Linked DNA regions of Homo sapiens: region 2 is linked to region 1. The links are chromatin loops, found by intact Hi-C in ENCODE. Cell type or tissue: heart left ventricle. All regions are shown on one strand. Links, peaks and the distances in the headings refer to the core of each region. The heading gives the core; the rest is flanking DNA.

What was found. A loop is a pair of places that touch in the nucleus more often than their neighbours do. Peaks named below come from ENCODE experiments on the same cell type or tissue, not always from the same donor. Only the 100,000 strongest peaks of a DNase experiment are listed, where the experiment ranks them.
Region 2: it touches region 1 in a loop (22-fold over the local background); 23 of 110 quality-filtered maps call a loop at or near these places.

The regions. Positions count from the first base shown.
Region 1 is chr4:185,180,606-185,185,985 of GRCh38, reverse strand. The region is part of intron 2 of CFAP97 (cilia and flagella associated protein 97); the gene reads left to right. Among named protein-coding and RNA genes, the nearest start is that of CFAP97, 21 kb to the left of the region's middle. In heart left ventricle, for the core only: a CTCF peak has its summit at 2,162 (motif pointing right); a DNase peak (open chromatin) is centred at 2,175.
Region 2 is chr4:185,003,082-185,008,461 of GRCh38, reverse strand. It overlaps LINC02437 (long intergenic non-protein coding RNA 2437), which reads right to left. Exons shown (of 2, transcript XR_001741949.1): 2 at 2,683-3,962. Among named protein-coding and RNA genes, the nearest start is that of HELT, 13 kb to the left of the region's middle. RefSeq lists an enhancer at 3,294-3,353. In heart left ventricle, for the core only: a CTCF peak has its summit at 779 (motif pointing right); a DNase peak (open chromatin) is centred at 3,051; H3K4me3 peaks cover 824 bases; H3K27ac peaks cover 219 bases.

The DNA of each region.
Region 1 (5,380 bases), core at 152-5,151:
TTGGGTATTTGGAAAATATTGTTTCACTGAGCTTACAAATGTTGGCAGGCCAGGTACAGTGGCTACGCCTGTCATCCCAGCACTTTGGGAGGCAGACGTAGGCAGATCACTTGAGCCCAGGAGTTTGAGACCAGCCTGGGCAACATGGTGAAACCCTGTCTCTACAAAAAATACAAAAATTAGCTAGGCATGGTGGTGTGTGCTACTGTAGTCCCAGCTGCGGGGGGAGGTTGAGATAGGAGGATCTCTTGAGCCAGGGAGTTGGAGGTTGCAGTGAACTGAGATCACGCCACTCCATTCCAACCTAGGAGACAGAGTAAGACCCTGTCTCAAAAAAAAAAAAAAAAAAAAAGGTTGGCAAATTTCAGAATACATTATATAGAAATCATAGTTGTTAATATCACTACCAGCCTCATCAGAAAGCTCTTGAGAAGCTGTCAAACTCATGGTGGCAGATACAAGTTTACCTAAAATACTATTTTTTGCTAAAAAGCTCAAATTTTATTATTGGTAATAAATACTGTCAACTGTTTTCCTTGAAGTGACAGAATTGTTCTTTAAAATTATATTTGTAATGCAAAAATTGGATGGTGGTTGAAATTAAATCATAAAATATCATGAGATAATGCAGATTGCTCACTAATATTGTGTAATAACATATATCTTGATATATTTGCCTTTTTTCTTGTGCATCAAATTTCTATTGCTGCATTGCTCTTCGTTCATAATTCTTACTGTGATTTGTATGTGTTGAACCCATTTCCTGTTCAGAAAAAAAAAAGTACAGCTCACTGCCAGCACTCATTTCTTGGGGCAAATGGGAAACGTGTTAAAAAGTTGCAGCCTATTGTTTGGCATTAAAAAGTATTGTTCTTATAAAATTAGGTTAAAAATGGGTTGAAAAGAGAAATGTTCTAGAAGATAAATTAAAATGTTCAATATGTCTAGTGGGCTTTATTTTTTAAATATGGGCTTGTTTGACTAAATCATAATTTTTATTTTTAAGGGGACACTTCCGTTTTTTAAAATCTTGTAAGTACTATTTGTTCCCACAAATTATAAACCCCACTGTATCCTAGGAAAGAGGATTAAAAAACGAGCATACAAAAGGAAGGTATTGTTTCAGCCAATAAAAAGCTTCTTACAGGAAGAAAACACTCAACTCTTAGAATTGTCAAGTTTTTAAAAACCATCTAATAGAAAATAGTCTGATTTCTGGGCTTTTTGTTCAGAGTCATCAGTGATTATCCAGGATTTTGAATACAAGAAGGGAATTCCGAATGAAACAATATTTCTCATATAACAGGTCACCCAAAGACACGCTAGACTTCAGGGTTGATTGAGTGGCTCAAAACTTCATCAGGGACCTACTTTCTAGCACTGTGTTCCTCCAGCCCTGGTGTTGGCTTCGTTCTTAGGCTGCTAGGAGATGTCTGCAGCCGTTTTCAGTGTTCACCTTCAGACACAACAGTGTCCAGAGGAAGAGACAGTGTCTCTTCTCTGACTCTTGGAATGGAGGAAACTTCTTAAAGAAATTTGGCCCAGTCAACATCCACATAGGTCTCCTTGCCCAGAACTGGTTACGCTCCCATTCCCGAACCAGTCGTTGGTAGGGGAAATGGGATTATCCTGGGCCAAGCAGGCTCACCCTGGAAGTCAGGGATCTGTGAAGTAGGAGGAAAATAGATATACAGTAATTGGGCAGCCAACTTTGTCCAAGAGAGCTTCTCAAACTTCAGTATGCATACGGTTAACCCAGGGATACTGTTAAAATGCAGATTTGGGTTCAGTAAAACTAAGGTAAGAGCTAAATCGGCATTTCTAATCAGCCCCTACTGGTGATACCCGTGCTGCAGATCTAGGGACCATGGTCTGAATATCAAGACACTGAGTAAACTATTTGGTTCCATTGAAAATAAAGCATTCTTCACTCTTCCTGTCTAACCCATTTCTGAAACTTAATTAGATATAGAGAACCTAAATATTTTTAACTTTTAAATAAGAAAAATAATCCTACCCCAAACTCCTGAACAGTTCCCCAATTATAATTAAATTGAAATACTGTTAAAAAGCATTTAACACAGATGCTGAGCTAAAATGTAGAAGGGAAGCTTTATTCATAGTACTGCATAGTAAAGAACCCCTGATAGAAGAGATTTGCCAGTAGGTGGCGCTCAGGGCTTTTTAAGGCGCAGGAACAAACATGGCATTTTGCCAGTTGGTACATCTGTTATTGGAGTCCATAATATAACAATCCACCAAGGATTCTTCATAATAATAAAGCATTTTAAACACTAATTAGGACTGTCAGTCTATTATATAAGGTATTGCAATCATTTTTCAAAATTATCATTCATGCTCGATTTACACAGTGAAGCATTTCAGATCCAAAATTATTTTCCTATGTTTTCTTTATTTTCCACCATATAACTGCAACTGTGGTCATGGTAGGTGGATATGAATGCAGAGCCAGGCTTGTGCCTTTTCTGCATTCATCTCTCAATACACTTTATCACTTCTAACTTACACTAAATAAGCTTTTCTAGGCTGCTTTGGCTTACCTAATTTCTTCACTGCCTTTTCTACTTCCTGGAACATAAATCCACTTAGTATGGGGAGGATGATGGTGAAGACAACATGTGAGCCCATCAGAGCACAGCTGAGGCAGGAATGCAGCATACTCTCTGCATCCTTTCAGTTTAAACATTTTCACGGACTTCAGTACAGAGGTTCGGTAAACCAGTTTACTGCTTAAGGTAGTGAATACTAAGTAAAAAATTTTGCAAGTTAACAGCCATATTAGGTGAGAGTTCAGATAATGAGGGATACCTGTATAGCCAACCACATCAACATTTTATTGGTTTAAAAGAACCTTTTTTTTTTTTTGAGACGGAGTCTTGCTCTGTCACCCAGGCTAGAATGCAGTGGCGCAATCTCAGCTTACTGCAGCCTCCACCTCCCGGGTTCAAGTGACTCTCCTGCCTCAGCCTCCCGAGTAGCTGGGATTACAGGCGGGCACCACCACGCCCAGCTAATTTTTGTATTTTTAGTAGAGACGGGGTTTCACCATGTTGGCCAGGCTGGTCGTGAACTCCTGACCTCAGATGATCCGCCCGTGTCAGCCTCCCAAAGTGCTGGGATTACAGGCATGAGCCACCACGCCCAGCCCGTTTGTTGTTTATGAAATAGAAATTTGAACTATAAAATATTAAGCCTATGAAACAAAGATTGATAAAAGAATGTAAAATTGAATCTACCAGTATAGGGCATGGAATGACGAGACAGTGTTGAACCAAGGTAAAGACAGTTTTGAAAGTGGAATAAAACTTAGGCTTCTGGGTGTTACCGACATGATCACAAACAAGACAGCAACTGTTCTGAGCTTCAGGCACTCTATTTGTAGGAGGAGATTGTTGATATAGGTTGCTAGGGTCCATTCTAACTTCAGAGTTCTTCGGGTTCTGTGAGAAATAGTGGAAGAAGGGAAGACCATTGCATAGTGGCAGTATTAGATACAGGACTTTGAAGTGGATCTTGAAAGATTAGTCGAATTTCTGAATATTCAACCTCTTTTAGCTCAAGGGTGGCTGACTTGGGGAATTTTCCACCTCCATGCAAAGCTGCCTTTGCTATGTAAATGTCAAAAAATGGTTGGAATTAGATCCTTCATCTTGACCTGTAAATCCCTGAATAGGCAGAGAGGGCATTAAAAAAATGGAGTAGTAAACAGAAGTTTAGACATCAAGTTATGGTATGAATCTCACCGATTTGGAGAGCATTGAAGACGTTGACCACACTAGATTTAAAGGTATGTTTCATATTTTGTATAGGTAAAATTAGGTCACTTTAAAAAGAATCTGAAACAGCAAAAATTTAAAATATTTTAGAAATACATGGCCTCAAAATCTACTATATAAACTATGAAATAATCACTACAGGATGTATTTTGAGAAGAAAAATAAATACAAGAAATGGGATTGAAGAAGCATTGATGAGCAAAGAAACTGGTTAAATTTTTTGCTAAAGTGATACCAACGTGTGAGGGATTGAAGTGAAGTGCCTTGTTCAAGGGAAGATACAGACCCTGTTATGCTCCATAAGAAAGGAGATGCCCATACTGAGATTAGCTACCAGCACGTCCTGCCTGGCAGCACATTTTATCCTTTCTTCCTGGCAAACTGCAGGAAATCTCAATGCCCTCAACACACTACCAAGTATTGCCAAACATTTAAGAAAAGCAAAAACCAACAGAGAGGCACCAGACTCATAGCTGAAGAATGTAATACTTCAAACTCTTAAAAGAGCAAGCTTGATGATTTTAGGATCTTTGAGGACAAAACTGTTTTCACTAAGACTATGCCGGCTGGGTGTGGTGGCTCATGCCTATAATCCCAGCACTTTGGGAGGCCGAGGCGGGCGGATCACCTGAGGTCGGGTGTTCGAGACCAGCCTGACCAACATGGAGAAACCCTGTCTCTACTAAAAATACAAAATTAGCCGTGCGTGGTGGCACATGCCTGTAATCCCAGCTACTCGGGAGGCTGAGGCAGGAGAATGGCTTGAACCTGGGAAGCGGAGATTGCAGTGAGCCAAGATCGCGCCATTGCATTCCAGCCTGGGCAACAAGAGCAAAACTCCGTCTCAAAAAAAAAAAAAAAAAAAAAAGTATGATTATGCCTTGATTTGCTTTTTATTTAATTAATTTTTTTTTATTTTTATTTTTTTTGAGACGGAGTCTCGCTCTGTTGCCCATGCTGGAGTGCAGTAGTGCAACCTCCGCCTTCCTGGTTCAAGCAATTCTCGTGCCTCAGCCTCCCCAGTAGCTGGGATTACAGGTGTGTGCCACCATGCCTGGCTAATTTTTGTATTTTTAGAGTATTTTGTCTGCAGACAAAAGTCTGCAGAGACAAGGTTTTAAGCCAGGCATTAAACGACTTGCAAAACAAACTCTGCCACTCGCTGACTTTTTAAAATAAAAATGTTATGTTCACATATAATTGGTTTATTATTTTTAGAGGAATTAATATCTTTAAAACAATTTCTAGCATGGTAACTATTGGTAGATGTAACCCACATACACATTCTTTGGGGTCCTCAGTCTTTAGGGGGGGTGTTAAGGGGTCCTGAGGTTTAGGAGAATGGAACTAGAATAGGTGATTAGACTATTCATAATGCTACAAACTTTTGGAGAAAATCTTAGAGAAAAAAGTTTTTAACTTAGTCAATCTCCCAAAATAGAAAAGAATGAGAAAAAACAGTAACAAAACTTCAGTTAAAGATTACAGGAAAAAAGTACAAAGAATGCAAGTGGGTGGTTGGGTAGTTTTAACTTACCAGAAGATACTATCAGAGCATATTAAAAAAAATACAGAAGTATTAC
Region 2 (5,380 bases), core at 230-5,229, 180 kb after region 1:
AAGGCTGAATTGCAAGAATCACTTGAGCCTGGAAGGTCAAGGCTGCAGTGAGCTGCGACTGCACCACTGCACTCCAGCCTGGGCAACAGAGTGGAACCCTGTCTCAAAACAACAACAGCAATAAGAGCTACAACAATAAAAACAAAAACAAAAAGCAAGAGCTCAAAGGAGAAGGTCAGGGTGCCCAAGATAGAATCCTGGGGAACCCTGATGGACAAGGAGAGTAGGTGAAGGACATCCACCAGGAAGATGGATGGGAAGGAAAGGGAAGGAAAGAGAAGGAGAGCTCAGAAGGCTGCTACGGTGCCTAGGAGCAAAGGTGCAGGTGGCTTCAAGAAGGAGGAGATGGTCAGTAGCATCTGAAAGGAGAGGTACAGAAAAGGTTTATAGGATTCTAAAGACCCATTGGATTGAACATGGAGGTCATCATTAAAGTCTATGCTTTTGGCCGGGAACAGTGGCTCACACCTTAATCCCAGAACTTTGGGAGGCCGAGGCAGGCAGATCACTTGAGGTCAAGAGTTTGAGACCAGCCTGGCCAACATGGTGAAATCCCATCTCTACTAAAAATACAAAATTAGCCGGGCGTGGTGGCATGCACCTGTAGTCCCAGCTACTTGGGAGGCTGAGGCAGGAGAATTGTTTGAACCCGGCAGGCAGAGGTTGCAGTGAGCCAAGATCAGGCCACTGCACTCCAGCCTGGGCAACAGAGCAAGACTCCGTCTGGTCATCCGCCAGCTGGAGCTGAATGTGGAATATGTTGTAATAGATCCGAGACAGCCAAGGGTACTGGTGCCCTGCAGGGGGCAGTGGTGGTGCCATCCTGCTCTTCTTTCTCATAGGTTAATCATGACAATGGTCAGGTGCAGATCGCAGCTCTTACTCCTCTGGGCACTAAGCTGCTCCTCATTCACTTAGTCCTCCCAATGGTGGGATGGGCAATTCGTTTATTTTACATAAGAAAACTGAGGCTTGGGGAACTCAAGGACATTTGACTCAAGGGCACATAACTGTTAGGTGGTGGAGCAGGGTACCGGATGAGGCTGATCTGACTCCAAAACCAGTGTCCCTTCCAGCAGTGTGCTGGGCCTTGCTGTCGCTTCAATCCCACTGAGATTAGAAGTCATAGGAAGGACTTCTCAGCCAAGAGACTTGCACTCACCTTCCAAAGACCGAGTGTAGCTGCTGGGTAGTAAAGCAGGGGAGCATGGTCTCAGTATGCCTGGGGACCTTGGAGATTTATTGTCCTTCTTATCATGCCCAAAGGTACAAATCACCAAAAAGTCATCAAATATTCAAATTCAGTCTGTTCTCCCCATTTCTGATACCCTTTTACACACCAGAAGCCTTTTGACAACACACATTTCTAGAGCCCATCACAGACCTAAGACTTAAAAAGAATCTCTGTAGATGTGAATCTGTTTCTTAAAAAAAAAAAAAAGAAAGAAAAACCCCTCAGGTGATTCTGATGCACACTGGGATGCACTGGTCCACGGTCCTGCATTTATTTGATACCATTGCTATACAGCAGCTTGTCAATAATGTGAGGTTATGTGTGGTTGTGTATTGACATTAGACATTGGCAGTTAGGATAATGAGCAAAGGTTTTAAAAAATCTTTTATATCATTTTTCTGGTAACGTATTAATAAGGCAATCTTTGGTCTCTTTTCTCTGCATTAGGATAGCTTGACTTCCTCACCCCTTAACTTACAGGCTCAAGTGTAAAGTCTGTTCATGAATGGATAAAGAAAATGTGGTTCTTGGGCTGAGCGTGGTGGCTCACACCTGTAATCCCAGCACTTTGGGAGGCCGAGATGGGCGGATCACCTGAGGTCAGGAGTTTGAGACCAGCCTGGTCAACATGGTGAAACCCCGTCTCTACTAAAAATACAAAAATTAGCTGGGCTTGGTGGTGCATGCCTGTAATCCCAGCTACTTGGGAGGCTGAGGCACAAGAATCCCTTGAACCTGGGAGGTGGAGGTTGCAGTGAGCTGAGTTCACACCACTGTACTCCAGCCTAGGCAACAGAGGGAGACTGTCCAAAAAAAGAAAAAAGGAAAGAAAATGTGGTTCTTATACACAATAGAGCAATATTCAGCCATAAAAAAAGAATGAGATCCTGTCATTTGCAACAACATGGATGGAACTGGATGTCATTACGTTAAGTGAAATAAGCCAGGCCCAGAAAGACAAACTTTGCATGTTCTGTGGGATCTAAAAATCAAAACAATTGGATGGGTGCGGTGGCTCATGCCTGTAATCCCAGCACTTTGGGAGACCGAGGCAGGCGGATCACCTGAACTTAGCAGGTTGAGACCAGCCTGCCCAACATGGTGAAACCCCGTCTCTACTAAAAATACAAACATTAGCCATGCGTGGTGGCGGGTGCCTGTAATCCCAGCTACTCAGGAGGCTGAGGCAGGAGAACTGCTTGAACCTGGGAGGCGGAGGTTGTAGTGAGCCAAGATCGGGCCACTGCACTCCAGCCTGGGTGACAGAGGGAGACTCTGTCTCAAAAAAAAAAAAAAAAAAGATCTCGTGGACATAGAGAGTAGATAGACGGTTACCAGAGGCTGGGAAGGGCAGTAGGATGGGGGGTTGGGAGGTGGGGAGGGTTGATAGGTACGAAAGTATAGTTAGAATGAATAAGATGCAGTATTTGACAGCATGACAGGGTGACTATAGTCAACGATAATTTATTGTACACTTAAAAATAACTGAAAGAGTATAATTAGATTGTTTGTCACACGAAGAAAGAGTAGATGCTTGAGGGGGTGGATACCCCATTTACCCTGACGTGATTATTATGAGTTGTATGCTTATATCAAAACATCTCATACCCCATAAATATATACATCTGCTATGGACTCCCAAAAAATGTTTAAAAAGAGTAAAGTCTGTGCAGCCAATGTAAAGCTTGCCTCAACTGCAGGGCTCATTTTGAGAAAAGACAAAAGCTATTCGTGTTCTATGACGGTGGAGCTGGGAGCCGCGACCCGGTGCTGAGGCTCCCTCACGACGTGGGCACATTTGGATCCATCGAGGGTTGGCTGGTGCCCTCTAGTGGTTGAAGCGGTTCTGCCGCTTCTAAGGAGAGGCTGGCTGGGGAGGAAACTGGATTTGGCCGTTTCTTGGCGGGACACCTCGCCGCTCTGGCTGCAGTGTTTTAATGTATAAATAAATAGGAAGGTTGGATGACGGTATCGGTGAACAGGGAGTCAGTACGTCCGCCGGGCTACCCAGATCAGGCCTGGGTGGAGCCTAGGCTGGAGGTGGGGTGTGCCCTGCTGGGTCGCACAGGGCTGCCCCCTCCACTGGCGTGTGAGTGCTCTGAGCCTGGGGCCTTGGCTTGGTCATGGTACCCTCGCACCTGGCACAGTGCCTGGCATGGAGGGAGTGCTAATACATGTTTGTTGAAAGGTAGGTCGGGCTTGACTGCGTCTGCTCAGGAGGTGGCGGGGCAGGAGTGAGTCTTGTGAAGTGGAGCTCGGCACTGCAGCCCCTCACACACTTGGGAGCAGGTGGCGCGCTGTTCTCGAGGAGCAAACGCGCTGGATTCTGACGCCTGACCTGACGCTTGGTGTCGCCGGGATCCTTCAGCCCCCAGCATCTGCGGGCTGGCAGGTTCTGCCTGCAGGAGTAGAGCCGGGCTCCGTGGAGCAGGATCTCTCGGAAGTGCAGGCTGCAGGAGTTCTGCTCTCCTCTAAGGGCCTTTGTTCCTGGTCAGCCTTCCCCTGGTGAGAGTTGGCACAGTTAGTGGAAAGGGCACAGGCTGCCTCGAGCCCTGGGGGCTGGTGCTGACTTTCCACTGGTGCAGTCTGACCTTGAAAAGTCCCTTTCCTTGTGATTTCCTTTCATGCCAACAGAGAGGCTCTTCTGGGATGAGTGTGGTCACGGCGGGGCCTTTCTGCTTCACTCCATCCCTCCCGTGTCCTGCAGCTGACGGGACCCCCGGCACACCTGGAAGAAACCACAGGGAGGGAGACACACACAGGAGGAAAGAAAGGGGGAAAATGGGAAGAAAAGGGAGAGGCATGAAAGAGAGCAGACAAAGGAGGGAGGAAAAGGAAGAGAATGGAGAAGATAAACACATCATAAGCAGGTCTCAAGACTTCACACATCATCACCAAAGGCTGTTTTTACTTGGGGTGATGCTTAATTTTTTGTGTGAACCTGGCTGCACCATGGTACGCAGATGTTTGGTAGAACACCAGCACAGGTGTTGCTGCGAAGGTATTTTAAGATGAGATTAACATTTACATCAGTAGACTTTAAGTAGGTTATCCTCTGAATGTGGTGGGCCTTGTCCAATCAGTTGAGGGCTTGAAGAGAAAAAGACTGAGGTTCCCTGAGGAGGGGTATTCTGCCTCCACACTCACTTCCTTAGGACTCAAGCTGCAACAGCAGCCGTGCCCTAGGTCTCCGGCCTGCCCACCTACCCTGCAGATTTGGGGCTTGCCAAGCCTCCACAATCGTGTAAGTCCATCCCTGAAGACAAACCTCTGTCTGGCGTTGCATTCGCTACTGGATAGAGGGGTAAGCAGACCCACCTGTGAGGAGCATGCCGTCCAGTGGGAGTGAATCTGCCACCTCGGGGTCTTGCACTGGGTGAGAGGTTTGGTGATAGACCCGGCGGAGACACGGGGGAGCGATGACTGGGGAGCAGGTGTGGTCAGAAGTGACCTCGAGAGGGACGGTGCTGAAGGGAGTCTTGGCTGAGGAGGGGCACCTGCTCTAAGCACCACTTGCTTTTGCTGTAGGTACGTCAAGTGGAGGGAGCTGTGCAAAGAAGGGCCTGGCAGCGTGGAATAGCTGACGGGTGAGGCTTGTGAGGCCTGAGGAGTCTCCCCAACCCGTCTCCACTTGTGTCTGCACTGACTTCTCAGTTTTCTGTCACTTCTTCGGAGAAGCCTTTCTGGCCACTCTATTTGATCGAAGCCCCCTAAGATATGGTCCCATAGCATCAGGTACCTCTGTTGTCATACATAGTCACAGTTAACATTTATTTGAGGGATTACGTGATAAGTAATCTGTATCTGATGCCAGAATGGATTGGAAGAGCTTGCTACTGGTGACAGGTGAAAGAATTAGGAGGCTCTTGCCAAAACCCATGAGGGAAATGATGGAGGTGGAAATAATGGGGGCTGCTTTGATGCTGAAAAGGGAATGGACTAGACAGGTGTCGAGGACATGGGTCTGTCCCCATCGGAGGCACAGACCATTTCTTTCCTGCCTATTATGTCCCCCTCAGAACCTAGTGTGGTGGCTGGCAGAGAGCGAGGACCGAACAATGTTGGTTGAAAGGATGAAGGAAGGACTGATAGATGCCCTTCCTTGCACACACGGTGCTTTCTAAATCATGGTTTAGGGGCTACACA